Regions from separate parts of the Homo sapiens genome. Here region 1 is linked to region 2. Evidence: read pairs that join two places in POLR2A ChIA-PET (ENCODE). Cell type or tissue: PC-3. All regions are shown on one strand. Links, peaks and the distances in the headings refer to the core of each region. The heading gives the core; the rest is flanking DNA. Region 1 has its middle 9.0 kb from the start of VPS18. Region 2 holds the start of PPP1R14D (protein phosphatase 1 regulatory inhibitor subunit 14D).

The links. Peaks named below come from ENCODE experiments on the same cell type or tissue, not always from the same donor. Only the 100,000 strongest peaks of a DNase experiment are listed, where the experiment ranks them.
Region 1: POLR2A ChIA-PET joins it to region 2 with 11 read pairs; 11 of 35 experiments call an interaction of 5 or more read pairs at or near these places.

The regions. Positions count from the first base shown.
Region 1 is chr15:40,877,662-40,893,278 of GRCh38, reverse strand. No RefSeq gene overlaps it. Among named protein-coding and RNA genes, the nearest start is that of VPS18, 9.0 kb to the left of the region's middle. RefSeq lists silencers at 1,235-1,284, 2,553-2,602 and an enhancer at 8,283-8,332. In PC-3, for the core only: no CTCF peak of the experiment used is centred there; no DNase peak of the experiment used is centred there.
Region 2 is chr15:40,821,069-40,836,685 of GRCh38, reverse strand. It overlaps PPP1R14D (protein phosphatase 1 regulatory inhibitor subunit 14D), which reads left to right and starts at 7,978. Exons shown (of 4, transcript NM_017726.8): 1 at 7,978-8,299. The coding sequence starts at 8,045. SPINT1-AS1 (SPINT1 antisense RNA 1) reads left to right here. Exons shown (of 2, transcript NR_146468.1): 2 at 404-693. RefSeq lists a silencer at 10,181-10,475 and enhancers at 10,181-10,475, 10,471-10,971, 10,972-11,472. In PC-3, for the core only: no CTCF peak of the experiment used is centred there; a DNase peak (open chromatin) is centred at 10,825; H3K4me3 peaks cover 471 bases; H3K27ac peaks cover 1,293 bases.

The DNA.
Region 1 (15,617 bases), core at 3,362-11,361, 56 kb before region 2:
TTGCTCTCAGAAGTTTCCAGGTTTGCACCATACCTTATGTGGTTGGGTTACTCTTGCTCAACTTCCTGGCCACGTGCGGAGAACTGTGACTCTCACCAGCCCCACTGAGGGCTATCTGGGCTCTCTGGCTTGGAGGGGCACTAGTCCTGGGGCAGGTGACAAGTATGCTGTCCAGGCTCATTTCCCTTCGCACCAGGGTCCTGCTTCTCTTGACCAAGCCTGCAGCCTCAATGCAGCCTTCCCACCTGAGGTTGCCAGGTCCCAGGAGGGAAGTGCAGGAGCAGGACAATAGGCAGGAGGCTTCCTCTAAGAAAAGTGATCCCAGACAGGGAGCTGCCCTGCTCCATACATAACACTTCACCCCCAGGTCACCTGCCATCTGCCCTCAGGTCTGGACTGTGCAGAGGGTTGTCCCTGCTGCACAGAGCCCATTAGCAGTTGGAGGTCAGCATAGGAGTGCTGCCTTAGGGACACAGAGTACTTCCAGCTACAGCCTCAGGGACCCCAGCACCCCATTGTTGGGCTCCATGGCTCTCCGGGATGTATGGGATAGGCCTGGGTGGACCCTGTTTGTGGCAGACTCAGTACAGTCTCCCTTATGCGTTGATTACCACAGTGCATTTCCACCTACTCATTCTTCAGTTCTTAGGCTGGACTTTGGATTCTTTGAGAGCCACAGAATCAAGTGTGGCAGTTGCAATGAGACAGGTAAGGGATGACTGCTAGGGCATCAAAAGAGAGGATTCCTGTATGAAAGCAGCTGAATTTGACCCAAGACTTGAAGTGCATGTATGATCTCCAAGGGCAAGCTGTATCTCTTATCCCTGCCCAGCCACTTGCTAGCTGTGACACTGCACAGTTGATGCTCTTAGCTTCAGTTTCCTCATCTACAGAGACAAATACCTACCTAGTAGGTCTGTGCTGAGAAGTAAATGAGGGATCCACGTGAAAGCTCACTGCTATAGTATAATGCCCAACATGGAGCATGTGCTTAATAAACTCTAAATGTGACTTTCATCTGACAGTCTCTCTCAAGTCCTCCTCCTTCCTGAAGCCTCTCTGGATCCCTCAGAACTCTTTTTAGAGATGGGATCTTGCTCTGTCACCCAGGCTGGAGTGCAGTGATGTGATCATAGCTCATCTAAACACCTGGGCTCAAACCATTCTCCTGTCTCAGCCTTCCCAGTAGCTGGGATTACAGGTGCGAGCCACTGCGCCCAGCTGGCTTTTCTTATTCTGGCCACTTGGGGGCCCCTAATGATGCAGTGTGGACATTTTGCTTTGATAGAAACTGCAGGAAATAACCCAGTGATTTCTGAGCATGAAGATACAGAGGTGCCTTAGGGAACTCACAGCTAGAGACATACGCACCAGCCTCTAGTCCTCAGAGTCATTGTAGCAGTTACCATGAGACAGGTAACAGGTGACTGCTAAGCCAATGAGAGAGAGGATCTGTGTAAGAAAGCAGTTGAATTTGACCTAAGACTTGAAGAGCATGTAGGACCTCTAAGGGCAAAAAGAGAAGGTATTATGCAGTCCTCAAGAAAACCAAGAGCAGGGCTGAGCACGGTGGCTCACACCTGTAATTCCAGCACTTTGGGAGGCTAAGGTGGGAGGATCACTTGAGTCCAGTAGTTTGAGACCAGCCTAGCCAACGTGGCAAAACCCCATCTCTATTAAAAATACAAAAACTAGCCAGGTGTGGTGGTGCATGCCTGTGGTCCCAGCTACTCGGGAGGCTAAGGCAGGAGAATCGCTTCAACCTGGGAGGCAGAGGTTGCAGTGAACCAAGGTTGTGCCACTACACTACAGCCTGGGTGACAGAGTGAGACTCTGCCTCAAAAAAAGAAAAACAGAAAGGAAAGAAGGAAGGAAAAAGGAAAGGAAAGGAAAAGAAAACAGCAATGGCCTGCAAGCAGTGTGATTTTGGGGTACAACGGTGGAGTGCTAGGGAGTGGAGGGAATGAGGCGGGCTGTGGCCAGGTTGCAAAGTTATTCAATGCGCCATGGGAAGGTTTTGGTTGGGGTTGAGAGAGTATATGATGTGGGTTCTGGAAAAATGGGTGGTGGCTTAGGTGGAGATCCCCTCAGAGCAGATGAGACCCGAGCAGAGGCAAAGGAGAAGCAGTGAGGACCCAAACAGGAGAAAGAACATAGGCTGGGGAGAACTTTCCGAAGAAGGGCCCCCAGGACTTGGTGTCAAGTTAGATTTGAGAAGTGACAGAAGAGTGCAGGATGACTCCTGGGGAGACCTGGCAGATGGTGGCAGTGACATAATGGTCAAGGAGGAGGATCCCGGTGAAGAGGGGTGGGGTCACTTGATTGAGCTCAACCTGGACAGTGGCACATGAGACAACTGCAGGGCACTCCGTGGAGGAGCCCAGACCATGGGCACACTCTTCCAGGACACTCACTAACTCACTCATAAACAGTTGTTAAAAGTTGCATGAATGAGCTCTCTCATGTCTCAGTTTCTATATTTGTAAGGTGAGTATTGTGAGTATAATAGCATATTATGCAAATCACCCAAAGCTGTGCCTCAATACAAAATGCTCTATACAAGTTAACTACCAGTAGTAATTGTTGACTTAGTTAAGACCAAGATTAAAAGGAATGATTTAATTGACTTAATTAAAAATAAATTTTCTGGTTGGGTGCAGTGGCTCACACCTATAATCCCAGCAGTTTGGGAGGCTGAGGCAGGAGGATCACTTGAGTCCAGGAGTTCAAGACCAGCCTGGGCAACATAGTGAGAACTTGTCTCTATTAAAAAAAAAAAAAAAAAGATTTTCTGTTTGAAATAATTTAAAATTTACAGGCCGGGCGCAGTGGCTCATGCCTGTAATCCCAGCACTTTGGGAGGCCGAAGCGGGCGGATCACAAGGTCAGGAGATCGAGACCATGCTGTCTAACATGGTGAAACCCTGTCTCTACTAAAAATACAAAAAAAATTACCTGGGCGTGGTGGTGGGCGCCTGTAGTCCCAGCTACTCGGGAGGCTGAGGCAGGAGAATGGCGTGAACCCGGGAGGCGGAGCTTGCAGTGAGCCAAGATCGTGCTACTGCACTCCAGCCTGGGCGACAGAGTGAGACTCTGTCTCAAAAAAATAAATAAATAAAATAAAAATTTACAGAAAAATTGAGAAGATAGATCAGAGAGTTCCTATATACCTCATGTGCAGTCTCCTTTAGTATGAATATCTTACATTAGTATGGTGCCATTGTTAAAATTAATGAACCAATATTGACATATTATTATTAACTAAAGTTCATACTCTATTCAAATTTCCTTAGTGTTTTTTTTTTCTTTCTTTCTTTTTAGACGGGGTCTCACTCTGTAGCCCAGGCTGTAGTGCACTGGCTCAATCATGGCTCACTGCAGCCTTTTTTTGTTTTGTTTTGTTTTGAGACAGAGTCTCGCTCTGTCACCCAGCCTGGAGTGCAGTAGCTTGATGCGGCTCACTGCAACTTCCACTTCCCAGGTTCAAGCGATTCTCTTGCCTCAGCCTCCTGAGTAGCTGGGATTACAGGCATGCGCCACCATGCCCAAATGATTTTTGTATTTTTAGTAGAGATGGGTTTCACCATGTTGGCCAGGCTGGTCTTGAGCTCCTGACCTCAGGTGATCCACCCGCCTCGGCCTCCCAAAGTGCTGGAATTACAGGTGTGAGCTACCAGGCCCGGCCTGACAGCCTTGACTTCCTGGGCTCAAGCGATCCTCTTGCCTCAGCCCCTCAAGTAGCGTGGACTACAGGTGCACACCACCACGCCCAGCTAATTTTTGTATTTTTTTTTGTAGAGAGATGGTTTTCCCATGTTGCCCAGGCTGGTCTTGAACTTCTAAGCTTAAGCTACCTGCCTGCTTTGGGCTCCCAAAGTGCTGGGATTACAAGTGTGAGCCAGTGTGCCCAGCCCTTAGTTTGAATGCCCTTTTTCTGGAACAGGATCTCATCCAGCATTCCACACTACATTCTCATCATACTATATGAAGGTGCATATCAGCTTGACTTAACACTATTGATCTTACTTTTGATTACCTGGCTGAAGGAGTGTTCTTCAGGATTCTCAAATGTAGTGTTTTTTTTTCACCCCTTTCCTATTTATTTATATCAGTAGAGAATTGTGGACATTTTTTTCTTTTTTCCCTTTTTATTTATTTATTTATTTATTCTTTTTTTGAGACTGAGTCTCACTCTGTTGGCCAGGCTGGAGTGCAGTGGTGCAATCTCAGCTCACAGCAACCCCCACCTCCTGGGTTCAAGCAATTCTCCTGTCTCAGCCTCCCAAGTAGCTGGGAATACAGGCGCGTGCCATCACGCCTGACTAATTTTTGTATTTTTAGTAGAGACGGGGTTTCACCATGTTGGCCAGGCTGGTCTCGAACTCCTGACCTCAAGTGATCCACTCACCTCGGCCTCCCAAAGTACTGGGTTTACAGGCATGAGCCACCGCGCCAGGTCTATTTTTATTTATTTATTTTTAACTTCCAGAACCCACCAATACTACTTTATATTATTACTCAGATTGTTCCTGTTTGGGCCACTAGAGTCTCTCTTTTTTATTTTATTTTATTTATTATTATTATTTTTTGAGACGGAGTCTGGCTCTGTCACCAGGCTGGAGTGCAGTGGCGCAATCTTGGCTCACTGCAACCTCTGCCTCCCTGGTTCAAGTAATTCTCCTGCCTGAGCCTCCTGAGTAGCTGGGACTACAAGGGCGCACCACCACGCCCAGCTAATTTTTGTATTTTTAGTAGAGACGGGTTTCACCATGTTGGCCAGGATGGTCTCGATCTCCTGACCTTGTGATCTGCCCGCCTCGGCCTCCCAAAGTGCTGGGATTATGGGCATCAGCCACTGTGCCCTGCCGGAGGCTTTTTCATTGATGCCTGTGTCCATTTGAAGTACAGCAGTTCCCCCTTATCTGTAGTTTTGCTTTCTGGGCTTTCAGTTGCCTGCAGTCAATAGCAGTCTGAAATAGGTGTGGATAATAGAATAATATATTTTGAGAGAGTGAGAACACATTCACCTAACTTTTATTTATTTATTTATTTTTGAGATGGAGTCTTGATCTGTTGCCCAGGCTAGAGTGCTATGGTGCAATCTCGGCTCACTGCAACCTCCACTTCCTGGGTTCAAGCAATTCTCCTGCCTCTGCCTCCCGAGTAGCTGGGACTACAGGCACCCACCACCATGCCTGGCTAATTTTAGTATTTTTAGTAGAGACGGGGTCTCACCATGTTGGCCAGGCTGGTCTCCAACTCATGACCTCAGGTGATCTGCCCACCTCAGCCTCCCAAAGTGTTGGGATTATAGGTGTGAGCCACCGCACCCAGCCTCACATAACTTGTTTGTTTTTTTTTTTTTTGAGACGGAGTTTCACTCTTGTTGCCCAGGCTGGAGTGCAATGGCGCTATCTCGGCTCACCACAACCTCCGCCTCCCGGGTTCAAGTGATTCTTCTGCCTCAGCCTCCCGAGTAACTGGGATTACAGGCATGTGCCACCATGCCCAGCTAATTTTGTATTTTTAAAAGTAGAGACAGGGTTTCTCCATGTTGGTCAGGCTGGTCTCGAACTCCCGACCTCAGGTGATCTGCCTGCCTTGGCCTCCCAAAGTGCTGGGATTACAGGCATGAGCCACCTCATCTGGCCTACATAGCTTTTATTACAGTCTGTTGTTATAACTGTCCTATATTATTATTGTTGTTAATCTCACAGTGGGCCTAATTTATAAATTAAATTTTATCACAGGTTATGTATAGGGAAAAACAGTCGTCATGTCTCCTTGGACTGCTCTTGACTGGCAGTTTTTAAGTTTTTCAGATATTCCTTGTTTTTGATTACCTTGATAATTTTGAGTACTAGGCAAGTATTTTGTTGAATGCTCTCTGTTGGAATTCATTTAATTTTTTTTCATGTTTAGACTAGGGCTATTTATGGTTTGGGGAGATAAAGAACCATTATCAACACCTCTCTATTATATCGAGGATACACACTATCAACATGATTTATCATCATGACTGATCACCTGACCAAGATAGTGCTTGTCAGGATTCTCCACTACAGAGTTACTCTTTTCCCTCCTTTCCATGCTGTACTGTTTGGAAGGAAGTCACTACACACCTACACACCCTGCACTTAAGGGGTGGGAGTTTTTGCTTCCTTGAGGGTGAAGTATCTGCATAAATCCTTTGGAATTCTGGCATTCTGGCCAGACATGGTGGTGCACACCTGTAGTCCCAGCTACTCGGGAGGCTGAGCCTGAAGAATCGCTAAGCAGAGGTTGCAGTGAGCTGAGATTGTGCCACTGCACTCCAGCCTATGTGACAGAGTGAGCCTGCTGTCTCAAAAAAAAAAAAAAAAAAAAAAAAGACTTACTAAGAAAGAAAACCTAGCAGTCCTTTGCCCCATCCCCAGTTAAATTCCATCTGTTTTCATTGCTCAGAGCCCCAGTCACGCTGATCTAAGGATGTTTCCAAAATGCACCACACCCATTTGGACATTAGAGTGTCTGGTGTTGAGGATTTGCTCCCTCTAGAATGGCTTCCCTGATACTCCTCCCCTTGCCAGGACCAGGCCCCTGTCTTCTCTAATTCTCACCAGACAGGGAAAAGTGTCTCTAGCACACCACTTCCTGGCACAGGGCCTAGCACAGTTGTTGGCTTCCATTAAAATATGCTGAGGAAAGAAGACCCTTGGCCTGTTCAGAACAGCTCTCCACGCCCTTCTTTCTTCTCCTTCATGTTTGGCTCCCTTCTGCATGTGTCTAAACCTACCTGAATCGCCCCAATTCTCAAAAAGTATCCCCTCCCTGCTACTGTCATCCCTCTCTCACTGAGGGAGCTTCTAGCCAAGCTGCTCTCTTTCATCCCCCCACTGCCCTCAGGACTGCAGGCCCAGTGGCCTCACTTGTCTAGGTCAGAAATGAGAGCATCCTCAAACCAGGGGTCCTCGAACAGGGGTTCACACATCCTTAGGGGTATGAAAGGGTCTCCCAAGTGACAGAGGGTAGAAATTATTTTAAGGGAATCAGTTTCCAGATCCCCAACTGCATTGGGCTCTTTCCTAAAGGTGACCAGCAGGTCTAGGTACCTGTAAACAAGTGGCAGGTCCCCTTGCATTCCTACTGCCCGGCCCCTGCTTTAGGAGAAGAAGCTTATCACACACCACTCCATCACAGGCTCAGACCTGGAGCCCCAGGGCTTTGGGAGGCTGAGGCAGGAGGATCACTTAAGACCAGGAGTGGCCGGGCGCGGTGGCTCACACCTGTAATCCCAGCATCTTGGGAGGCCAAGGCGGGTGGATCACCTGAGGTCAGGAGTTTGAGACCAGCCTGGCCAACACGGTGAAACCCCGTCTCTACTAAAAATATAAAAATTATCTGGGCTTGGTGGCAGGCACCTGTATTCCCAACTATTCAGGAGGCTGAGGCAGGAGAATCGCTTGAAGCTGGGAGGCAGAGGTTGCAGTGAGCCGAGATTGCACCATTGCACTCCAGCCTGGGCGACAAGAGCGAGACTCTGTCTAAAAAAAAAACAAAAACAAAAACAGGGGTTCCAGACCAGCCTGGGCAACATAGTAAGACCCCATCTCTACCAAAAAAAAAAATACAAAAATGAGCCAGGCGTGGTGGCGCATGCCTGTGGTCTCAGCTACTCAGGAGGCTGAGGTGGGAGGATGGCTTGAGCCAAGGAGGTCAAGGCTGCAGTGAGCTGAGATCACACCACTGCACTCCAGCCTGGGTGACAGGGCGAAACCCCATCTCAAAAAAAGAAAAAAAAAAGATGAAATGTTTGAGTTGTCAGCATAGTTTATAAGCTTCTTTAGGGAGCATGGGAAATGGGGAGTCAATGCTTTGTGCCAGCACCACATCTGCCAGGAGCCCCACCCTCACCCCGCTGGTTTTTGCTCTCCCCACTACCACTCTCCATGCTGTTTCTCCAGTGGCCTCCTTGGCCAAGCTCTTAAAGCCCCTCTTGTTTTCAGATATGAAACCCAACTTAGCCAACACCTTTGGACAAGTCCCCTACCCCCTCTGAGCTACGCTTTTCTTTTCTCACCTGTAAATTGTGAAGGGGGAACTTAACCATCTCTAATAATTCTGTGATTCTCTAAAAGCTAAACCCAGCCAGGTGCAGTGGCTCACGCCTGTAATCTCAGCACTTTGGGAAGCCGAGGCGGGTGGATCACCTGAGGTCAGGAGTTCGAGACCAGCCTGACCAACATGGTGAAACTCTGTCTCTACTAAAAATACAAAAATTAGCCAGGCGTGGTGGTGCGCACCTATAATCCCAGCTACTCAGGAGGTGGAGGTTGCAGTGAGCCAAGGTTACGCCATTGCATTCCAGCCTGGGCAACAAGAGCAAAACTCCGTCTCAAAAAAAAAAAAATGCCAAACCCTTGTTGTGGTCCATTTAGAGATCTTTGAGGTCAGTGCTCAGGAAATAATGGTTTTCAGAGCACTGCCTCAGAGCTGGGTGCTATGCTTCTTACCTATCCTTTAGTAGTCTAGAAGATATTTCAAAAGATGTTGAAGCCAGGGAACCTCATCTGATTAATGTGAAATCTAATAGCCACCTCTCATCCTTCCAGCCCTGACAACCTTTTAGATCATAAGGCCTGACACACTGTAAGTACTTGGGAAGTGCCTGCTGAATGAATGCATGACTTGGCATGTTAACGTGCATCACATGCACACACTATATCACACGCGTATATATGAGTTAACTATATATTCATCCGTATGACCTATTGCAGAAACTGTTTTCAAACTTAAAAAAATAACTGAAACGGAGTCTTGCTATATTGCCCAGGCTAGTCTAGAACTCCTGGGTTCAAGCAATCCCCCTGTCTTGGCCTCCCAAAGTGTTGGAATTATAGGCATGAGCCACTGTGCACAGCCTGTTTTCAAGCTTTTAAAAAATGATGAGATTTAGTATTAAAAGCAACAGCAGGCCAGGCATGGTGGCTCACGCCTGTAATCCAAGCACTTTGGGAAGCTGAGGCGGGAGGATCACGAGGTCAGAAGCTCGAAACCAGCCTGACCAACTTGGTGAAACCCCCATCTCTACTAAAAATACTAAAATTACCCAGGCATGGTAGAGCGTGTCTGTACTCCCAGCTACTCAGGAGGCTGAGGTAGGAGAATTGCTTGAACACTGGATGCAGAGGTTGCAGTGAGCCGAGACTCAAAAAAACAAATAAAATAAAATAAACAGCAACAATACAACAGCAACAAAATCCAAAATATTTTTTTAATTAAAAAATTTTTTTTTGAGATGGAGTCTTGCTCTGTCGCCCAGGCTAGAGTGCAGTGGCAAGATCTTGGCTCACTGCAACCTCCACCTCCTAGGTTCAAGTGATTCTCCTGCCTCAGCCTCCCAAGTAGCTGGGATTACAGGTACCCACCACCGTGCCCAGCTAATTTTTGTATTTTTAGTAAAGACGTGCTTTCACCATCTTGGTCTGGCTGGCCTCAAACTCCTGACCGTGTGATCCACCCGCCTCAGCTTCCCAAAGTGCTGGGATTACAGGTGTGAGCCACCACGCCTGGCCAATTTTTTTTTTTTTTTGAAATGGAGTCTGGCTCTTGTCGCCAAGGCTGGAGTGCAGTGGCGCGATCTCGGCTCACTGCAGCCTCTGCCTCCCAGGTTCAAGCAATTCTCCTGCCTCAGCCTCCCATGTAGTGGGGATTACAGGGACCCACCACTGCCCAACTAATTTTTGTATTTTTGGTAGCGACGGGGTTTCACCATGTTGGCCAGGCTGGTCTCAAACTCCTGACCTCAAGTGATCTGCCCACCTCAGCCTCCCAAAGTGCTGGGATTATACGCGTGAGCCACCGTGCCCAGCGCCAAAATATTAAAAACCAACAACACCAAGTGTTGTGAGGTTGTGGAGCAACTGGGGTGTCATAAAATGCTGGTGGGAATATAAAATGGTACAACTACTAACAGCCACTTAACATGCATATTTACCTCATGACCCAGCAATTCAATATCTGGGTATTTATCCAAGAGAAATGAAAATAATATGTCCACACAAAGATTTGTACATGAATGTTTATAGCAGCATTATTCATAATAGCTGCAACTGGAAACAAGTCAAATGTCAATCAAGAGAATAAACAGGCTGGGTGTGGTGGTGGCTCACACCCGTCATCCAAGCACTTTGGGAGGCCGAGGTGGGAGGATCACCTGAGTTCAGGAGTTTCAGACCAGCGTGGCCAACGTGGGGAAACCCCATCTTTACCAAAAATAGAAAAATTAGCCGGGCGTGGTGACAGGCTCCTGTAATCTCAACTACTTGGGAGGTTGAGGCAGGAGAATCACTTTAACCTGGGAGGAGGAGGTTGCAGTGAGCCAAGATCACACCACTGCACTCCAGCCTGGGCAACAAGAGCAAAACGACATTTCAAAAAAAAAAAAAAAAATAAACAAACTGTGGTATATCCATATAATGGAATATTACTCAGCAAAGAAAAAAAAAAGAACTGTCCGGGTGTGGTGGCATGTGCCTGTAGTCCCAGCTACTTGGGAGGCTGAGGCAGGAGGATTCTTGAGCCCAGGAGTTCAAGGCTGCAGTGGAGTCATGATCATGTCACTGCACTCCAGCCTGGCAACAGAGACCCCATCTCTAAAAAAAGAATAAGTAAAATAAAAATTAAAAAGCACAAAAAAACAAGCTACTCTTATACACAACAGCATGAGTGAATCTCAAAAACATACTGAGGTGCTGGATGCAGTGGGGCACGCCTGTAATCCCAGCTACTTAGGATACTGAGGCAGGAGGATCTCTTGAGGCCAGGAGTTTGAGTCCAGAGATGAGCGAGACACCCCTCATCTCTAAAAATAAATAAATAAATGGCCAGGCGCGGTGGCTAACGCTTGTAATCCCAGCACTTTGGGAGGCCGAGGTGGGCAGATCATGAGGTCAGGAGTTCGAGACCAGCCTGGCCAACACAGTGAAACCCCGTCTGTACTAAAAATACAAAAAGTAGCTGGGCGTGGTGGTGGGCACCTGTAATCCCAGCTACTCGGGAGGCTGAGGCAGGAGAATCTCTTGAACCCGAAGGTGGAGGTTGCAGCAAGCCGAGATTGTGCCACTGCACTCCAGCCTGGGCGACAGAGCTAGACTCCGTCTCAAAATAATAATAATAATAAATAAATAAATTAATTAATTAAATAGAGCCAGCGTGGTGGCTCACGCCTGTAATCCCAGCACTTTGGGAGGCCGAGGCAGGCAGATCACTTGAGCTCAGGAGGTCGAGACCAGCCTGGCCAACATGGTGAAACCGCCTCTCTACTAAAAATACAAAAATTAACCAGGAGTGGTGGTGCACACCTGTAATCCCAGTTATTCAGGAGGCTGAGGCAGGAGAATCAATTGAACTCAGGAGGCAGAGGTTGCAGGGAGCTGAGATTGCACCATTGCACTCCAGCGTGGGTGACAGAGCCAGACTCTCTCAAAAATAAAAATAAAATAAAAATAAGAGAAAATAAGGAAGTTAGTAGGGGAGTTTTTTAGGTAAAGGTTTTAGGTGGCAACTCTTGCAGGCATTTAAAAAGCTAGGGCTTGGGTGCAAGATCTGAGCGGAAAGAGAGGTTGGAAGGGGGCAGTAGCGGTGGGATCAGCTGGATGGCGAGGTGGAGAGAAATGAAGGGAGAAGCGGAGGCCAAGTCTGGGTGCGAGGGAGCAGGGAAGACAGGACAGAAGTCCAGGAGCCAGCCTGAGCCCAAGGGTGGTCTAGAGGGTGTGGGGACTGAGGAAATGGACTTGAAGGGTTGACCAGCAGCACCATGGGGCAAACTCAGCCCAGCTGGGTAAATTTGCCACAAACTCCCTCCAAGGACACAAGCACATGGAAATAGAGAAAAATCTGTGTTGCTGGGTGTCGTGGCTCACCCCTATAATCCCAGGACTTTGGGAGGCTGAGGCAGGAGGATTGCTTGAGCCCAGGAGTTTGAGAACAACCTGGGAAACATAGGGTGACCCAGTATCTACAAAAAAATTAAAAAGTTAGACAGGTGTGGTAGCATGCACCTGTGGTGCCACATACTGAGGAAGCTGAAGCAGGAGGATCACTTGAGCTTGGGAGGTCGAGGCTACAGTGAGCCCTGATCGCACAACTGTACTCCAGCCTGGGTGACACAGCAAGACTCTGTCTCCACAAAGAAAATAAATAAAATGCATAAAATAAAGAAAAAGGAAGAGAAAAACCTATGGTGGCCCAATTTCCACTGAAAGCTCAGAAAGTGGGTAGTCAAGTTATTGTATTATTATTATTGTATCATATAACTATATTATAATATATAATTATATATTAAGTTATATATAATATATAATTATTATCAGTATGTTGGTAAGCAAGTGTTAAATATAAAATTCTTTTTCTTGAATTCTGTTTTTATTTCAAAGCTTTCTGACCTGCCCATCTCAGTCTCTGAGCTCATCCTAAGCAGCAGGCCTGATTTTGGGGGTCTTGGACTGGAGTATGCAGAAGAAACAGAAAAAGACAATGAGAGTGCATTCACTCAAAAACAACCTCTCTCTGGATGGAGCCCTTGGAATAACTTTTCCCCACCACTGGTGTTCTTTCGTTTTTGTTTTTAATTTTTTTGAGATGGAGTCTCGCTCTGTCTCCTAGGCTGGAGTGCAGTGGCGTGATCTCAGCTCACTGTAACCTCCGCCTCCCAGGTTCAAGCAATTCTCCCTACATCAGCTGCCGGAGTAGCTGGGATTACAGGTGCATGCAACCATGCCCAGCTAATTTTTGTGTTTTTAGTAGAGACAGGGTTTCACCATGTTGGCCAGGCTGCTCTTGAACTCCTGACTTCAGGTGATCTGCCTGCCTCAGCCTCCCAAAGTGCTGGGATTACAGACGTGAGCCACCGTGCCTGGCCGTGGTGTTCTTTTGTTAATCCCTTATTTGCCAGCGGAATAATTGTGGTGGTAGGGTAGGGGGTTGGTTTCTTTTGGTTTATTCTTGTCCAGGTTTTGCTATAGGCATTCCAGTGTTTTCAGTAAACTTAAGATATGGAATTAACAAAAATACCTAATAAAACTTGACAACACTGGCTGGGCACAGTGGCTCATGCCTGTAATCCCAGCACTTTGGGAGGCCGAGGCAGGTGGATCACCTGAGGTCAGCAGTTCGAGACCAGCCTGATCAACATGGTGAAACCTCATCTCTACTAAAAATACAAAAAGTAGCTGGGCGTGGTGGTCCACTCCTGTAGTCCTAGCTACTTGGGAGGCTGAGGCAGGAGAATCGCTTGAACTAGGAGGCAGAGGTTGTAGTGAGCCAAGATCTTGCCACTGCACTGTGGCCTGGCCGACAGAGCCAGACTCTATCTTAAAAAAAAAAAAAACTTGACCACGCCTGAGGGTGGACCTGTGGTTGGCTTGTTCATTCTGGAACAGACTGCCACTTACTAGTTTCTTTCATCTTGGGGCAGGTCCCCTATACTCACTGATAAAATGGGAATAGACACACGCACGCACACACACACACACAGCCACACCTTCTCAGACACACCCCTCTCCTAAGCCATGTCACTTGGTTCTTATGAGACAGGGCAGACTGCAGCACTTTTACAAGTCTAAAGCCATATACAGCTGTGATGGACATTTTGGAGGCAAGATATTACTGCCGTGATTCAATGTCAGGGCTATGGTTGAGTTTTTTAGTTTTTGGTTTTTTTTAAGTAAACTATTTTTTTTTTGCCTTTTTTTGCGGTGGGGGGATAGGGGGTGCAGAATCTCACTCTGTCACACAGGCTGGAGTGCAGTGGCTCACTGCAGCCTCAACCTCACAGGCTCAGGTGATCCTCCCACCTCAGCCTCCTGAGTAGCTGGGACTTACAGGTGCATGCCACCATGCCCCATTAATTTTTTTTTTTTTTTTTGAGACTGGGTTTTGCCATGTTGTCCAGGCTGGTCTTGAAATCCTGGGTTCAAGCAATCCTCCTGCCTTGGCCTCTCAAAGTGCTGAGATTGAAGGAATGAGCCACCAGGCCCGGCATGTCTCACTTATTTATGTATTTAATTATTTATTTATATTGGTATAGACTTGTATATTTCCTGCCCCAGTCCTATAATCTGCTATTTCTCCATGGAGAATGTCAGAGCCAAGTTTTAATCCTAGCAAATGTGTGTCTAGCTGGAAGTTGGGGCAGAAGATCTGGCAGGCAGCAGGAATAAGACCCAGCCTACCCTTAGGAGGGGAGTTTCCCAGCAGTAGCAGCCAGAATTGCAAACTTCCCCAGCAAGTCCTTCTCTGAGAAACAGGTGACTCATCAGCACCTTAAGTTGTTTCCTCCCTCCCCCTCTTGCTGACAAAACTGCCCCTAAACCAGCTCAGACAGAGGGACCTAGGTTGGAAAGTGTCCCCACCTAAGCGGCCAGAAAATAATGACCTGTCTCAGGCCACATCAGGGCTTTTACCTGTGCCCAAGCAGACATCTCCCCCAATTTGTGTATTTACACCCCTCCTGCCTGCAGAAAGGATGAAACAGGATTACCCTCAAATTTACAGCTATAATTAAACTATTATTAAAATCCAGGTAAAAAAACAAGAGCACTGCAAAGAAGAGCGTGTGTGTGTGTGTGTGTGTGTGTGTGTGTGTGTGTGTGTGTGCGCGCGTGTGTAGTAATTCTGTCCCAGACACCTGGGCTGGGGCAGCTTCCCTGGGATCCCTGAATCACAGATTGCTAGCACCAGAAAGGCTTTCAGAGATAAACATGCTTCACCTGTCATTTTATAGGACTGAGACAGATGAAGTGATTTGGTAGGCATCACACAGCTAGTGAGCTGAAGAACTGGGAACACTGGGACAGGTCTCCTGATGTCCAGGTCTTTTAAAATGCCACTCCTGGCCGGGCGCGGTGGCTCACGCCTGTAATCCCAGCACTTTGGGAGGCCGAGGCGGGTGGATCATGAGGTCAGGAGATCGAGACCATCCTGGCTAACAAGGTGAATCCCCGTCTCTACTAAAAATACAAAAAAAAAATTAGCCGGGCGCGGTGGCGGGCGCCTGTAGTCCCAGCTACTCGGGAGGCTGAGGCAGGAGAATGGCGTGAACCCGGGAAGCGGAGCTTGCAGTGAGCCGAGATTGCGTCACTGCAGTCCGCAGTCCGGCCTGGGTGACAGAGCGAGACTCCGTCTCAAAAAAAAAAAAAAAAAAAAAATGCCACTCCTTTTCCAGGAGAGCAAATACAACAGCTTTTGGGCTTTCTAGAGGAATACAAAGGCAGGACAACAGGTAAGGCCTCTTTCACTTGCTAGATGAATAAACTTATGTGGATGTGTCTGAGAAGTTTTTGAGACTTGGGGCTACAATTAGGGATTATTAGCATCCCCAGACATTCAGAGGTATGGCATGTAGGATGAAGACATTGGCATGTAGAAGTGGTTACAGGGGCTCCTACGATTTCCCCATCCCCATAGTCGAGATTTTAATGATTAAGTCATCTTTCTAGCTGTAGTCCTCTCCTTTGGGCTCAAAAAGAGAAAACAAGAAATCTCAGCACTTTGGGAGGCCAAGGAAGGTGGATTGCTTAAGCTCAGGAGTTCAAGACCAGCCAGGCCAAAATGGTGAAACCCTGTCTCTACCAAAA
Region 2 (15,617 bases), core at 3,140-11,139:
AGGGAGGTGATAATGAAAGGATACAATACCTCAGGAGGAAGTTTGATATTTTTGTTTGAGATCTATTGTACATGGCAAATATAACTAATAATTGAGTACTGTACATTTCAAAATTGCTGAGAGAATAAATTTCAAATGTTTTCATTATTAAAAATATTAAACATTTGAAAAAAAAATGTTCACAATATTCCATTGTGGTAGGTTGCTTCTAAATGGCTCCCAGTGATCCATACCTCCTGGTACTCATGCCTTGTATAATTTCCTCTCCTTGAGTGTAGTTGGACCTAGCGACTTGCTTCTAATGGATAGAATCAAGCAAAAGTCATAGGATGTCACTTCCTGGATTTGGTTACAAAGACTGTAACTTTCTCTCTTTGTCTCTCTCTCTCTCTCTCTCTTTTAGTGCCCTTGGTGTGGTGGAAGCAAGGTGCCATGTGATAAGTAAGCCTCCAGAGAGGCCTGCATGGCAGGATCCAATGTCTTTAGCCAACAGCATCTGGGAACCTGAGACCTGCCAACACCCTTGTGAGTGAGCCTGGAAGTGGACCTCCTGCTCTTGAACCTTGAGGTGACTATAGTGCTGGCTGACACCTTGACTGCAGTCCCTGAGCTGGGGGGCCCAGCTGATCTACTCCCAGAATCCCCCCTACTAAAACAGTGATATAATAAATGCTTATTGTTTCAAGCTGGTAACTTTTGGAATGCATTCACTGAAAAAAATTAGAATATCAAACTATAAACCGTTTACTTAGTCAACTTTTTGGGGAACTAATATGGCCATAAATATCAAACCTCCTACAATTTTGCACATTCTTTGACTTTGTAGTTCTACATCTATAAACTTCTCTTAAGGGAAATCATGGATGCCAACAAAGAAATAGTTACAAAAATGTTCAGCAGAGGAGCACTATTTATAATGGCAAATTGGTGGTGATCCATATATCCAAAGATGGGATTGAGTGACTAAATCATGGAATCACCTCTAATAGAACAGGATGGGATTCATTAGTGAGTTTTAAAAACAGTAAAGGGATTTGCCACTGGCATTTGAAAAGACAAAATAAAATGAAATAGAATGAAAAATATCAGAGTAAGGACAAGTTTTGCTTCATAAGAAATTTAGCTTTGTATATGTACATGTGTACATTGTGATATTAAATTCCTTACTCTGAGTCATGGTCCAAATTTTGAATAACTGCAGTGTTAATAAAAGATGTATATAAAACTACTTAGGCCAGGCACAGTGACTCATGCCTGTAATCCCAGCACTTTGGGAGGCCAAGGCGGGCGGATCACCTGAGGTCAGGAATTCAAGACCAGCCTGGCCAACGTGGTGAAACCCTGTCTCTACAAAAATACAAAAATAGGCTGGGTGTGGTGGCTCATGCCTGTAATCCCAGCACTTTGGGAGGCCGAGGTGGGCAGATCACCTGAGGTCAGGAGTTTGTAGACCAGCCTGGCCAACATGGTGAAACCCCATCTCTACTAAAAATACAAAAATTAGCTGGGCGTGGTGTCAGGCGCCTCTAATCCCAGCTACTCGGGAGGCTGAGGCAGGAGAATCGCTTGAACCCGGGAGGTGGAGGTTGCAGGGAGCCAAGATCGCGCCATTGCACTCCAGCCTGAGGGACAAGAGCGAGACTTTGTCTCAAAAAAAAAAAAAAAAAAAAAATTAGCTGGGCATGATGGCATGTGCCTGTAATCGCAGCTATCAGGAGGCAGGGGAATCACTTGAATCTGGGAGGCAGAGGTTGCAGTGAGCTGAGATCACACCACTGCACTCCAGCCTGGGCAACAGAGTGAGACTGTCTCAAAAAATAAATAAATACAACTACTTAATGACATAAAATGTAACCAAAATATATTAAGTTATAAAATGTATTCATAATGTTACAAAATGATCGAATTTTGTGAAAACCCAAACTATGTGAAAAAAATGGAAAGTAAATACACCAGATAATTTATACTTTTCTTTGTTCATTTGTATTTTAGAGTTTTCCGCAATGAGCATATCTTCTTAAAAATTCATTTCTTGAATAATCATACTAATTTAAAAGTTTTCCAAATAACTGTATATAGTATTTAACTATGTTAAATATATATGCATAGAGGGCCGGGTGCGGTGGCTCACGCCTATAATCCCAGCAGTTTGGGAGGCCGAGGCGGGCAGATCACCTAAGGTCAGGAGTTTGAGACCACCCTGCCAACATGGTAAAACCCCGTCTCTACTAAAAATACAAAAATTAGCTGGGCGTGGTGGCAGTTGTCTGTAATCCCAGCTACTTGGGAGGCTGAGGCAGGAGAATAGCTTGAACTGGGGAGGCAGAGGTTGAAGTGAGCTGAGATCACACCACTGCACTCCAGCCTGGGTGACAGAGCAAGACTCCATCTCAAAAAAGTATATATATATATATATATGTATATATAATATATATCATATATATTATATATATCTATATATTATATATATGATATATATTATATACATCATATATATTATATATATCATATATTATACATATCATATATATTATATATCATATATTATATATATATCATATATATATCATATATATGATATATATAAAGACTAGAAAAAATTAGACAAGATATATCATATATATAATATATATATAAAGACTAGAAAAAATTAGACAAGAAAGAAACTTGTCAGAATGTTAGTGGTGGTGGTTTTTGTCTGGTGGGATTATGGGAAATTTTGAATGTTTAAAAAAAATTTTTTTTTGAGACAGAGTCTTGCTCTGTCGCCCAGGCTGGAGTACAGTGGCACAATCTAGGCTCACTGCAACCTCCGCCTCCCGGGCTCAAGACATTCTTCTGCCTCAGCCTCCCGAGTAGCTGGGATTACCGGCACGTGCCACCATGCCCAGCTAATTTTTTGTATTTTTAGTAGAGATGAGGTTTCACCATGTTGCCCAGGCTGGTCTCGAACTCCCGACCTCGGCCTCTCGATGTGCTGGGATTACAAGCATGAGCCACCGTGCCTGTCCATGTTTTAGAAAATTTAGAAAAGTTTCTAAATAAACATGTTTTTCTTCTATAATAAAGTTTTTCTTTCTTTTTTTTTTTTTTTGAGAGAGCTTCTTGCTCTGTCCCCCAGGCTAGAGTGCAGTGGCGCAGTCGGCTTACTGCAAGCTCCGCCTCCTGGGTTCATGCCATTCTCCTGCCTCAGCCTCCCGAGTAGCTGGGACTACAGGCGCCTGCCAACACGCCCGGCTAATTTTTTGTATTTTTAGTAGAGATGGGGTTTCACCGTGTTAGCCACGATGGTCTCGATCTCCTGACCTCATGATCTGCCCGCCTTGGCCTCCCAAAGTGCTGGGATTACAGGAGTGAGCCACTGCGCCCGGCTATAATAAAGTTTTTATAAAAGAAAAGACATTTAAAAAGAGCAGCCTGGTTCTGCTGGAGTCTGCCTGCTGCCCATTTCATCTCAGCACTGGACCTGGCCCAAGCCAGGAGAGCAGGCAGGCACCTTTCTCCCTGCCCAGGCCCCCACCCTCTTTTTCTGCCCTGATGTGGCTGTGTGCTCCTGGTGGCTTTTATCTCTTATCTCATCTTGGATCTTGAGCTCCCTTATCTTTGGGCAAACTTACTGATGAATGGTGGTACCAATAGGCCAGGGAGGAGATGTGGGTCAGTGCTAAGTTGGAAGGATATAATAAGGAGCCTCTTGCTATAAATAATGGACATCACTCATTAGTGTGCCATCAAGCTTCATGGTATCCATGCTGTGTGCTCATATAGAATCTTATCAACCCCCAGTTTACGAATGAAACATGTTTTTTTTTTGTTTGCTTTGTTTTTCGTTTTTTGGTGGTTTTTTTTTTTTTGAGATGGAGTTTTGCTCTTGTTGCCCAAGCTGGAGTGCAATGGCGCGATCTCGGCTCACCGCAACCTCCGCCTCCCAGGTTCAAGCGATTCTCCTGCCTCAGCCTCCCTAGTAGCTGGGATTACAGGCATGTGCCACCACGCCCGGCTAATTTTGTATTTTTAGTAGAGACGGGGTTTCTCCATGTTGGTGAGGCTGGTCTCGAACTCCTGACTTCAGGTGATCCGCCCGACTCAGCCTCCCAAAGTGCAGGGATTACAGGCATGAGCCACCGCGCCCGGCCTGAAACATGTTCACAGAGGCTGCATGTATGCATCTGTCTGTCCCTGTGTAGGCTTTCATAAAGTTTGCATGTTTGTGTGTCCCCAGCCCATTACCAGTCAATATCTGTTAAACGTTACCTCCTAAATAGCTGTCCAATTTGCCTGCTTCTTGCCATTGACAGCACTACCTCCCCTACTAGCTTTACTGCAATGGCCTTCCAACTGGCCTCCACCAGCCCTTCTGTGCCCTCTGATTGTCTTTCTGTGCAACAGCCACGGTGATTGTTTGGAAGTTTAAATCTGAACATGTCAACTTGCCCAAGCACCATTGCTTAAGACTCTTCAGTGCCTGCCCAATGCCCTTAAGATGGAGACAAAATTCCTCAACGTGGCTTACAGGGCCCTGCCTGGGTACCTCAACCCTTTCTCCTGCCTCACTTTTCCCTCTCTCCTCCCTCTGTTCCAGCCCCATTGACCCTCTTAGTCCCTTGTACTCACCATCTCCCTTCTGCCACAGGGCCTTTGCATGTCCTCTGCATTCTGCCAGGCCCATCCCTGCTGGCTCCTAGGCCAGTTTAACTTCTACTCATCTGTCAGAACTCAGTCCAGATGTTATCACTTTCCAGGTTACACCTCCATTAGACATTCATATAGCACCTCCTACTTTTCTTCAAATCACTAAATGAAATTGCAATTTTACATTTATTTGATGAGTTGATTATTGTTTGTTTATTTTCACACTAGACTATAAGTTCCTTCCATGAAGGCAGGGACTGTGTCTCTTTTGTTCTTCTTTGTTTGTTTTTTGTTTTGTTTGTTTTTTGTTGTTATTGTTGTTGTTGTTATTTTTTGGGGTTTTTTTGAGACAGAGTTTCGCTCTTGTTGCCCAGGCTGGAGTGCAATGGCACGATCTCAGCTCACTGCAACCTCCGTCTCCTGGGTTCAAGCAATTCTCTTGCCTCAGCCTCCCAAGTAGCTGGGATTACAGGCACCCACCACCACGCCTGGCTAACTTTTTGTATTTTTAGCAGAGATGAGGTTTCACCATGTTGACCAGGCTGGTCTGAAACTCCTGACCTCAGGTGATCCACCCACCTCAGCCTCCCAAACTGTTGGGATTACAGGTGTGAGCCACCGTGCCTGCCCTTTGTTTAGTTTTTACAGAGACAAGGTCTCACTATGTTGATCAGGCTGGTCTTGAACTCCTGACTTCAAGCAATCTTCTCGCCTCAGCCTCCCAAAGTGCTGGGATCACAGGTGTGACCCACCGTGCCCATCCTGTGGCTCTTGAATAACCACTGAGCATAATGTTTGGCCTACCAGGGGAGCTCATAAAATCTTTGTTAAATGAGTGAGTAAATAAATGAACAAAACACAGTGACTCTTCTCATCTAGTTTCTTTTCCCGAAAGGGCTCTCAAACCCTTCAGAAGATAGGAAACAGAAGAGGCAGGGAACTACCATAATAATGCCTCCTGGCCACAGACTGTTAAAGTGACAGCTGAGTCAACAAGATGCATCCTAGAGGCCCCCCTCCTCCTGCTCAGGAAGAGAGCCACACTGATGAAAGCCCAGGCATTGACCACCAGAGCCTCGCCAGGAGGGCAGGGAGAGTGGGGAGGTAAATAAAGGACAGGAATGAATGTCTACTGACAGGGACTCTGTTTCAGATGCCATGCTAAATGTTTACATGCATCATCTCATTTTATCTTCCCAACAAGCCCAATCTGCAGATGTGAAAACAGGCTATGAAACTTGGCCAAGGATTATAAAACCAATGCAGGGCAAAGCTGAGTTGAACTCAGATTGTCAGCCTTCCTCCAAAGCCTGGGCTTTTCCTGGCTGCCATCTTAGTTTCCAGCCACTCAAACACCTCCCTTATCTTCTTAAGTGAGGGCCTAAAATTTCATCATTAAACTGTCATCCATTCGCCTTTTTCCTTTTTTGAGACAGGGTCTTGCTCTGTCACCCATGCTTAAGTGCAGTGTTGCCATTGTAGCTCACTGTAGCCTTGAACTCCTGGGCTGAAGTGATTTTCCCACCTTCCAAGCAGCTAGGATGACAGGTGTGCACCACCATATCTGAGTAATCTTGCTTTTCATTTTTTACTTTTTTTTTTTTTTTTTTTTTGAGACGGGGTCTTGCTCTGTCACCCAGGCTGGAGTGCAGTGGCATGATCTCGGCTCACTGCAACCTCCGCCTCCTGGGCCCAGGCGATTCTCCTCCCTCAGCCTCCTGAATAGTTGGGGCTACAGACGTGTGCCACCACGCCCGGCTAATTTTTGTATTTTTAGTAGAGACAGGGTTTTGCCATGTTGGCCAGGCTGATCTCAAACTCCTGACCTCAAGTCATCTGTCCACCTCAGCCTCCCAAAGTGCTGGGATTACAGGCATGAGCCACCGTGCCTGGCCCATTGTTTACATTTTTTAATGGAGACAAGATCTCACTGTGTTGCCCGGACTGGTCTTGAACTACTGGCCTCAAGCAATCTTCCCGCCTGGGTCTCCCAAAGCAGCTAATTTTTTGTATTATTATTATTTTTTTTTTTGGTAGAGAGAGAATTTCACCATTTTGCCCAGGCTGGTCTTGAACTCCTGAGCTCAAGCAATCCACGCGCCTCGGCCTCCCAGAGTGCTGGGATTACAGGCGTGAGCCACCATGCCTGGCCCCATTTTAAAAAAATTACAGGCTGGGCACGGTGGCTCACTCCAGTAATCCCACCACTTTGGGAGGCCGAGGCGGGTGGATCATGAGGTCAGGCATTTGAGACCAGCCTGGGCAACATAGTGAAACCTCGTCTCTACTAAAAATACAAAAAATTATCCGGGCATGGTGGTGGGCGCCTGTAATCCCAGCTTCTTGGGAGGCTGAGGCAGGAGAATTGCTTGAACTTGGGAGGCGGATGTTGCAGTGAGCCAAGATCGCAGCATTGCCCCCCAGCCTGGGTGACAGTGCGAGACTCCATCTCAAAAAAAAAAAAAAAAAAATTACAGTGTTCTTCTGTCACTTTTTTTTTTTAAAGTTTAGAAATTTTCATTATAAAAGACTAAACAAAAATACCCTGCCTTAGAATGCAAGTATGTATGCCTGGAAGTATTAGTCCCTGACACCTGTGTATAAGTTAGGTTTGCAGGTTTCCTCTGTGTCAGCAAATACATGAATCGGGGGAGGGTCACGTGGTAATAAACATGGCTTCCTAAGCAGTTGCCTCAGGGGAGCGGGCATAGTAGACAAGTCTTGATAAATTTGCCTTTACAAGCAGGTAAACTGCCTTTATAGGCCAGGCTGATAGCAGTTTACATTCGGACACACCCAGACACTGGGGGCACTGGTCCTACGGGAGCCATCAATAACTGACCTCCAACTCTATCTACCAGCTGGGGCTCTGCCCCCAGTAGTGCTACGCTCTGAGTAAGAATCCCTGCCAGCCAGGGACCCTGCTTCTGCGGAATCTGACCACAGCTTCTCAGAGCCCAGAGTGGATCCAGCCCCAGGAAGGTGGGATACAGAGGGATCTCAGGTGAGAACGACTCAGGTCCCATTCCAGAGCTGGCCATAGAGCAGCGATTGGAGCCCTGTACCCTTCAGGACCCCAGGGCCCCTTCCTCCTCCCTGGGCATGGCAGCCTCTTGACCTTTGCTCATCTGCAGTTTATGCCACTTTGGGCCCTAGAAGCTGCAGAAAGGGAGGCTGGGGCATGGCTCTGGAGTGCCACTCACTGGCTGGCAGTGAGGAGCCAGGAGACTGGCATTCCCAGCACCAAAGTCCTATTGATCTTTGCCCTTGCCCCTCCCTGGGAGCCTTGGCCCTCCTCCTGCCTTCATTTCTTCTCTGCTGGCCTCTCCTGTTCTCTGTCTCCTCACTTCCCTCTGTGGCTCTGCTCAGAACTGGCGGTTTTTCCCAGCTCCTTGCCCAGACCAATACTTCCATGCTGTCTTCAAGCCCTGCTTCCTGCACATCTCCCAGCCCAGATGGGGAGAACCCATGTAAGAAGGTCCACTGGGCTTCTGGGAGGAGAAGGACATCATCCACAGACTCAGAGTCCAAGTCCCACCCGGACTCCTCCAAGATACCCAGGTCCCGGAGACCCAGCCGCCTGACAGTGAAGTATGACCGGGGCCAGCTCCAGCGCTGGCTGGAGATGGAGCAATGGGTGGATGCTCAAGTTCAGGAGCTCTTCCAGGTAGGTAGCACAGCGGATAGTGGGAGGAGATGGGGGCCTGGGGTCCACCCAGGGCACTGAGACCTTCACAGGAGCTGGAGGGCTGATGTGAGGTGCTTCCGTGAAGAGAAAGCTTTTGTAACTGATGAAAGAAAGAAGCATCGGTTTGAAGTCCAGAAGTCTGCCTCCCTCTAGGCTTGTCTGTGCCTCTAATGCTCTTTGTGATCTGGGGAAGGTCTTTTAACATCCCTAATCTATAATAGGGCTGTTAGTGCCTGTCATATCTCCTTTATAGGACTTTCTGAGGCTCAAATGAGACAATAGAAGGGAAAATGCTTGGTCACACTATGTTTCAAAATTTTATATCTTTATTTACTCCCATGTTCAATGCACATACATGTCCGGAGCTACATTTTCGTTTCTTTTCTTTTTCTTTGTTTCTTTCTTTCTTTCTTTCTTTTGTTTTTTGTTTGTTTGTTTGTTTTTGAGACAAAGTCTTGCCCTGTTGCACAGGCTGGAATGCAGTAGTGCAATCTCAGCTCACTGCTCTGCCTGCTGGGTTCAAGCCATCCTCCCACTTCAGCCTCCTGAGTAGCTGGGACTACAGGTGCGCACCACCACGCCTGGCAAATTTTTTTGTATTTTTTTTTGTAGAGACGGCTTTTCACCATGTTGCCCAGGCTGGTCTTGAACTCCTTGGCTCAAACAGTCTGCCTGCCTCGGCCTCTCAAAGTGCTGGGATTACAGGTGTGCACCACCATGCCCAGCCTAGAGCTACATTTTCCAATTCTGTAGCCATCAGCCATGTGTAGCTGTTTGACTTTAAATGAGTTATAATTAAATAAAATTATTCAGTTCCCCAGTCACATGGGCCACATTTCTTTTTTCTTTTGCCTTTTTTTGAGACAGTCTTACTCTGTAAACCAGCCTGGAGTGCAATGCCGTGATTTTGGCTCACTGCAACCTCCGCCTCCCAAGTTCAAGCGATTCTCCTGCCTCAGCCTCCCGAGTAGCTGGGATTACAGGCATGCGCCACTGTGCCCGACTAATTTTGTATTTTTAGTAGAGACGGGGTTTCTCCATGTTGGTCAGGCTGGTCTCGAACTCTCGACCTCAGGTGATCTGCCCACCTCAGCCTCCCAAAGTGCTGGGATTACAGGCGTGAGCCACCGCACCCAGCCAACATGGGCCACATCTCAAGTGTTAAATAGCCCCATGTGGCTAGTGACTACTATGTTGTCAGCACAAATATAGAATATTTTCGTTATTTCAGAATGGACAGTGCGGGACTAGAATGTTAAGAGTAACCAAAGTTGAGTGCCAATACCAGGACCTAAGCAATCTTTGACCCTGGCTCTGACTAACACTCTTCAACCCCACTCTGGGAAAAGGACAGGTCTTGGTCCCTGGTTACTGGAAACGGCACTTTCTTACTTATATACCTTTAAACCTGGATTCTAGAGAGGTAAGAACTGCTGTTCCAGCAATAAGAATAACATTCTGAACACAACTACGTGCTAGGCTCAATGCCAGGCACTGACATGCATTCTTTCATTTAATCCTTCCCACAACTCCATTAAGCAAGTACTGTTTTTCTTTTTTTATAGAGATGAGATCTTGCTATGTTGCCTAGGTTGGTCTTGAACTCCTGGGCTCGAACGATCCTCCAATCTTGGCTTCTCAAAATGCTGGGATTACAGGTGTGAGCCACCATGCCTGGCCAGCAGGTACTGCTTTACAGCTGAGGGAATGGAGGTTTACAGATGTTGAGTAACTTGCCCAAGGTCACACAACTAGGAAACCTTGGGACCAGGTGTGGAGCCTGGCCACTTATTTGAGCAGCCAATGGTTCTCCACACTTGAAATACTTAAGAAAAAAAACAGATGCCCTGGCTCCTCCTCAACTGAATTTAAATCTACTACAGTGGAGTCCAGATACTGGGCATTTTTTAAAAGCCCCACAGTTGGTTCTAATGTGTGGCTGGGCTGAGAACCATACGCCAAGCTAGTCAGGAGTTCAAAATATGTTGTCCTTGTTTCTCTTTCTTGTTGACTCAGATCCTATCTTTTTGGAGCAGCAGGGCCCTATAATTCCTGTGGGTAAGGGTTATCAGCAGTCCTAGGGTTGCAGGTGGTGAAGAATGATTGTTGTGACCCAGTCTATCTCGAAACTAACTGGGTCATGTGTCAGTTTGGTCAAGGTATTGACCAAAGATGCAGCATCCCAAGCATCTACCTCCCAAGCCCACTCACTGAGGGTAGGGAGACCCCTTGGAGCTGGGAGGCAAACTATCTTGGCCTGTATCTGCTCTGACCTCGCAGGACATATCCACTGCTCTTCCCTAATTCCAGCACTCTCCACTGGATCAGTTTCAATTTCAGATTGTTTATTGTGCACTTGCATACAGTCTCAAATTTCTGACATTCCGGGGCAAATCCTTCCAGACATCAAAGAAAGAACCTTGTTTTGCAAGATGAAAGTGGAGGGCTGGAGGCTGTACAGTAATAAGCCTGTAACACAGAAAGCAAGACATGTGGAAGGAGCGTTCCCAGGCAATGACTGGAATAAAATGCCTGGCCTGTGATTGCCATGGTAATTGTCCAAAGGTGCCAGGTGGCAGTTTCTCTCCCAATCCCTGCTCTTTTCAGCAGGAAGCAGTTAAGTGGCTGGGGAAGCCCCAGGTTGTTGGTCATCTTGGGCAGAGGTCAAGACAGCACAGTCTCCAGCCTTACTCTGCTCCATTCCAGTTTACGGAGAGCCCCTGCCCACCCACCAGGGCTCTACCCCAGATACCCACCTTAGACAGCAGCAGTGGGAAAGCATCTAAGGATACAACACTCTACTTGTTTAATATCTTGGGACCAACCTTCGTTTGTTGGAGGGACCTACCTCTTCTCCCTGGATGTGCAGCCTGGTGTGGGGTCTTCAGAGGAACCAAGTCTGGGGACGCAGACTTGGGGTCCTAGAGCTCCTGTTGTCCGGAGGTAGAGCATGATTTGCCTTCTAAGCAGGGACTTAAACACACATGAGTTTCTTCTATTTTATGGAGACCCTTGCCCAACATGCACCCCTTTTGTTACCATCCCCTCTATTTCTTTCTTTCTTTCTTTTTTTTTTTTTTGAGACAGAGTTTCACTCTTGTTGCCCAGGCTGGAGTACAATGGCATGACCTTGGCTCACTGCAACCTCCGCCTCCCAGGTTCAAGTGATTCTCCTGCCTCAGCTTTTCAAGTAGCTGGGATTACAGGCGCCGACCACCACACCTGGCTAATTTTTTGTATTTTTAGTAGAGATGAGGTTTCACCATGTTGGCCAGTCTGGTCTCAAACTACTGACTTCAGGTGACCCACCCGCCTCAGCCTCCCAAAGTGCTGGGATTACAGGAATGAGCCACCGCGCCTGGCCTGGTATCCCCCATTTCTTGTCACTTTAGAGCCAAACTCCTTAAAGGACTTGTCCACACTCACAGCCTTATTTACTTTTTCCCTGCCTGTCATCACTCAATCCACTGGAATCCGGCTTCTGTTTCCACCACTCTTTTGAGAGCTCTGGCCAAGGTCACCAGTCACTGCCTTGGGGGTAAATCTAATCTTCACATTAGCAAGGGACACTGTTGACCATCCCAGAGTTTTGAAACATTCCTTTCCTGTAGCTTCCTTTTTGATATAGTGACATTTTAATTCTATTAATTAGAATTTAATAATTCTATTAAACTTTTGACTTAAAAAAAGTATTGTCAGCTGGGCACAGTGGCTCATGTCTATGATCCCAGCACTTTGGGAGGCTGAGAGGGGCAAATTGCCTGAGTCCAAGAGTTCGAGATTAGCATAGGTAATATGGTGAAACCCTGTCCAAAAAAATACAAAAAATTAGCAGGGTGTGGTGGTGCGTGCCTGTGGTTCCAACCACTTGGGAGGCTGAGGAGGGAGGATTGCTTGAGCCTGGGAGGTCAAGGCTGCAGTAAGCCATGATCGTGCCACTGCACTCCAGCCTGGGTGACAAAGCAAGACCCTATCTCAAAAAAAAAAAAACAGTATTGTCAATGAATGTGTGAAACAAACATTTGTGTTTAACTTGATTGCCTCTATAAAAAAAGGAAAAAAAATTGTTGGTTCATCTGAGCCTTATTTAATTGCTGGTCTCCCTAGTGGAGAGGTCAGGAGTAAGGACCCTGGGTATGGAAAGGAAGTAAGAAAGGGAGTCAAATCAGGCAGCAGCTTCCAGGAAACTACCCTACATGACATAGAGTCACAAGTCTCACACTTGTTCATCTCAGTAGGGGTTGTTTTATATACCTGCTTATGTTCTGAGAGTTCAAAAATTATTTGAGGGCAAGAGTATTTGGACTGTGATATGAGCCCATATTCTCAACACCAGGTTGCCGTAGTAGTCCTTTTTTTTTTTTTTTTTAATGGAGATGGAGTCTTGCTATGTTGTTCAGGCTTGTCTTTAACTCCTGGGCTCAAGCAATCTTCCCACCTTGGCCTCCCAAAGTGCTGGGAGGGGTAAGCCACTGCACCCCAGTGGCAGTCTTGTACTCAGTAATACACATACCTTATATTCAATATATAGTCATGCCCTGCTTAACCACAGGGATACATTCTGTGAAATGCTACATTGTTAAGCAATTTCATCATTGTGCAAACATCATAGAGTGTATGTACACAGACCTAGATGGTATAGCCTACCACACATGTAGGCTATATGGTGTAGCTATTATTCCTAGGCTACAAACCTGTACAGCAGTTTACTGTACTGAATACTGTGGGCAGCTGTAATGTAATGCTAAGTATTTATATATCTGAACATAGAAAAGGTATAGTAAAAATATGGTAGAAAAGATTTTAAATGGCACAACTATATAGGTCACTTACTATGAATGGAGCTTGCAGGACTGGAAGTTGTTCTGGGTGAGTTGGTGAGTGAATGTGAGGGCCTAGGACATTACTGTAGATTTCATAAACACTGTACACATAGGCTGCACTAAATTCTTTTTTTCCTGCTGGGTACAGTGGCTCATAACTGTAATCCCAGCACTTGAGAGGCCGAGGCAGGAGGATTGCTTGAGCCCAGGAGCTCAGGACCAGCCTGGGCAACATAGTGGGACCCCACTCAACAAAAAAATTTTTAAAAATTAGCCAGGGGCCAGGTGCAGTGGCTCATGCTTGTAATCCCAGCACTTTGAGAGGCTGAAGTGGACGGATCACCTGAGGTCAGGAGTTAGAGACCAGCCTGGCCAACATGGTGAAATCCCGTCTCTACTAAAAATACAAAATTAGCCAGGCATGGTGGTGGCCACCTGTAATCCCAGCTGCTTGGGAGGCTAAGGCAGGAGAATCGCTTGAACCCAGGAGACAGAGGTTGCAGTAAGCCAAGATTGCACCATTGCACTCCAGCCTGGGCGACAAGAGCGAAATTGTAAAAAAAAAAAAAAAAAAAAATTAGCCGGATGTGGTGGTGTGCACCTGTAGTCCCAGCTACTTGAGAGGCTGAGGTAGGAGGATTGCTTGAGCCCGGGAGGTTGAGGCTGCAGTGAGCCATGATTGTGCAGCCTGGGTGACAGAATGAGACCCTACTCAAAAACAAAAACAAAAACTCCACAAAACAACAACAACAACAAAATGTCATTTTAAGTTTTAAAAAACTGGTCTTGAGGCCAGGCATGGTGGCTCACGCCTGTAATCCCAGCACTTTGGGAGGCCAAGGCGGGTGGATCACCTGAGGTTGGGAGTTTGAGACCAGCCTCACCAACATGGCAAAACCCCGTCTCTCCTAAAAAAATGCAAAAATTAGCAGGACGTGGTAGGCACCCGTAATCCCAGCATCTCGGGAGGCTGAGGCAGGAGAATCACTTGAACCCGGGAGGCAGAGTTTGCAGTGAGCTGAGATCATGCCATTGCACTCCAGCCTGGGCAACAAGAGCGAAACTCCATCTCAAAAAAAAAAAAGAATCTGGTCTTGAACTCCTGACCTCAAGCGATCCTCCTGCCTTGGCCTTTCAAAGTGTTGGGATTATAGGCATGAACCACCATAACCAGCTGCTACACTAAATTTATAAAAATATTTTTTTCTTTCTTTTTTTTTTTTAGAGGCAAGGTCTCACTATGTTTCCCAGGCTGGACTTGAACTTTTGGGCTCAAGCAATCTGCCTGCCTTGACCTCCCAAAGTACTGGGATTATAGGAATGAGCCACTGTGCCCAGCCTATAACATTTTTTTTCTTTCTTCAGTAATAAGCTAACTTCAGATTACTGTAACTTTTTTACATTATAAACTTAAAATGTTTTTTAAAAAATAGAGATGGGGTCTGCCATGTTGCCCAGGCTGGTCTCGAACTCCTGAACTTAAGCAATCCTCCCACCTCAGCCTCCCAAAGTGCTGGGATTACAGGCATAAGCCACTGCACCTGACCAAGACTGATACTTTTTTAAAGGCAAAGTTCTAATCATTAGAGTGTGTTTTGTTTGTTTGTTTGTTTTTGAGACACAGTCTCACTTTATCGCCCACGCTGGAGTACAGTGGTACGATCTCGCCTCACCGCAGCCTCCGCCTCCCAGGTTTGACTGATTCTCCTGCCTCAGCCTCCCCAGTAGCTGGGGTTACAGGCATGCACCACCACACCCGGCTAATTTTTGTATTTTTAGTAGAGATGGGGTTTCGCCATGGTGGCCAGTCTGGTCTCAAACCCCTGACCTCAGGTGATCCGCCTGCCTCAGCCTCCCAGAGTGCTGGGATTACAGGCATGAGCCACCACGCCTGGCCTAGAGTTTATCTTTATTATAATGCCCACTCACACCCTCTGAGATTCCAGTTACAGATGTTAGACCACTTGATATCCATAGGTCATCGAAGTTCTTTTCTATTCTGTCCTCCCCCACTACCCTGCCCACCCAGGTTTTTTTTTAATCTGTGCTTCATTTTGGCTCATTTCATTTGCTATATCTTCAACTGACCTTTTTTTTTTCCCCACAGTGTTAAACATGCTGTTAATTCTATCTAGTAAGGTTTACATTTAAAATATGCAATTTTTCTTCTCTAGGTGCTCCATTTGGTTTTGTTTGTTTGTTTGTTTTGAGACAGACTCTCACTCTGTCACCCAGGCAGGAGTGCAAATGGTATGATCTCAGCTCACTGCAACCTCTGCCTCCTTGGTTCAAGCAATTCTCCTGCCTTAGCCTCCTGAGTAGCTGGGATTACAGGCATGCGCACCATGTCTGGCTAATTTTTGTATTTTTAGTAGAGATGGGGTTTCACCATGTTAGCCAGGCTGATCTCGAACCCCTGACCTGAGGTGATCCCCACCTCGGCCTCCGAAGTGCTAGGATTACAGGCGTGAGCC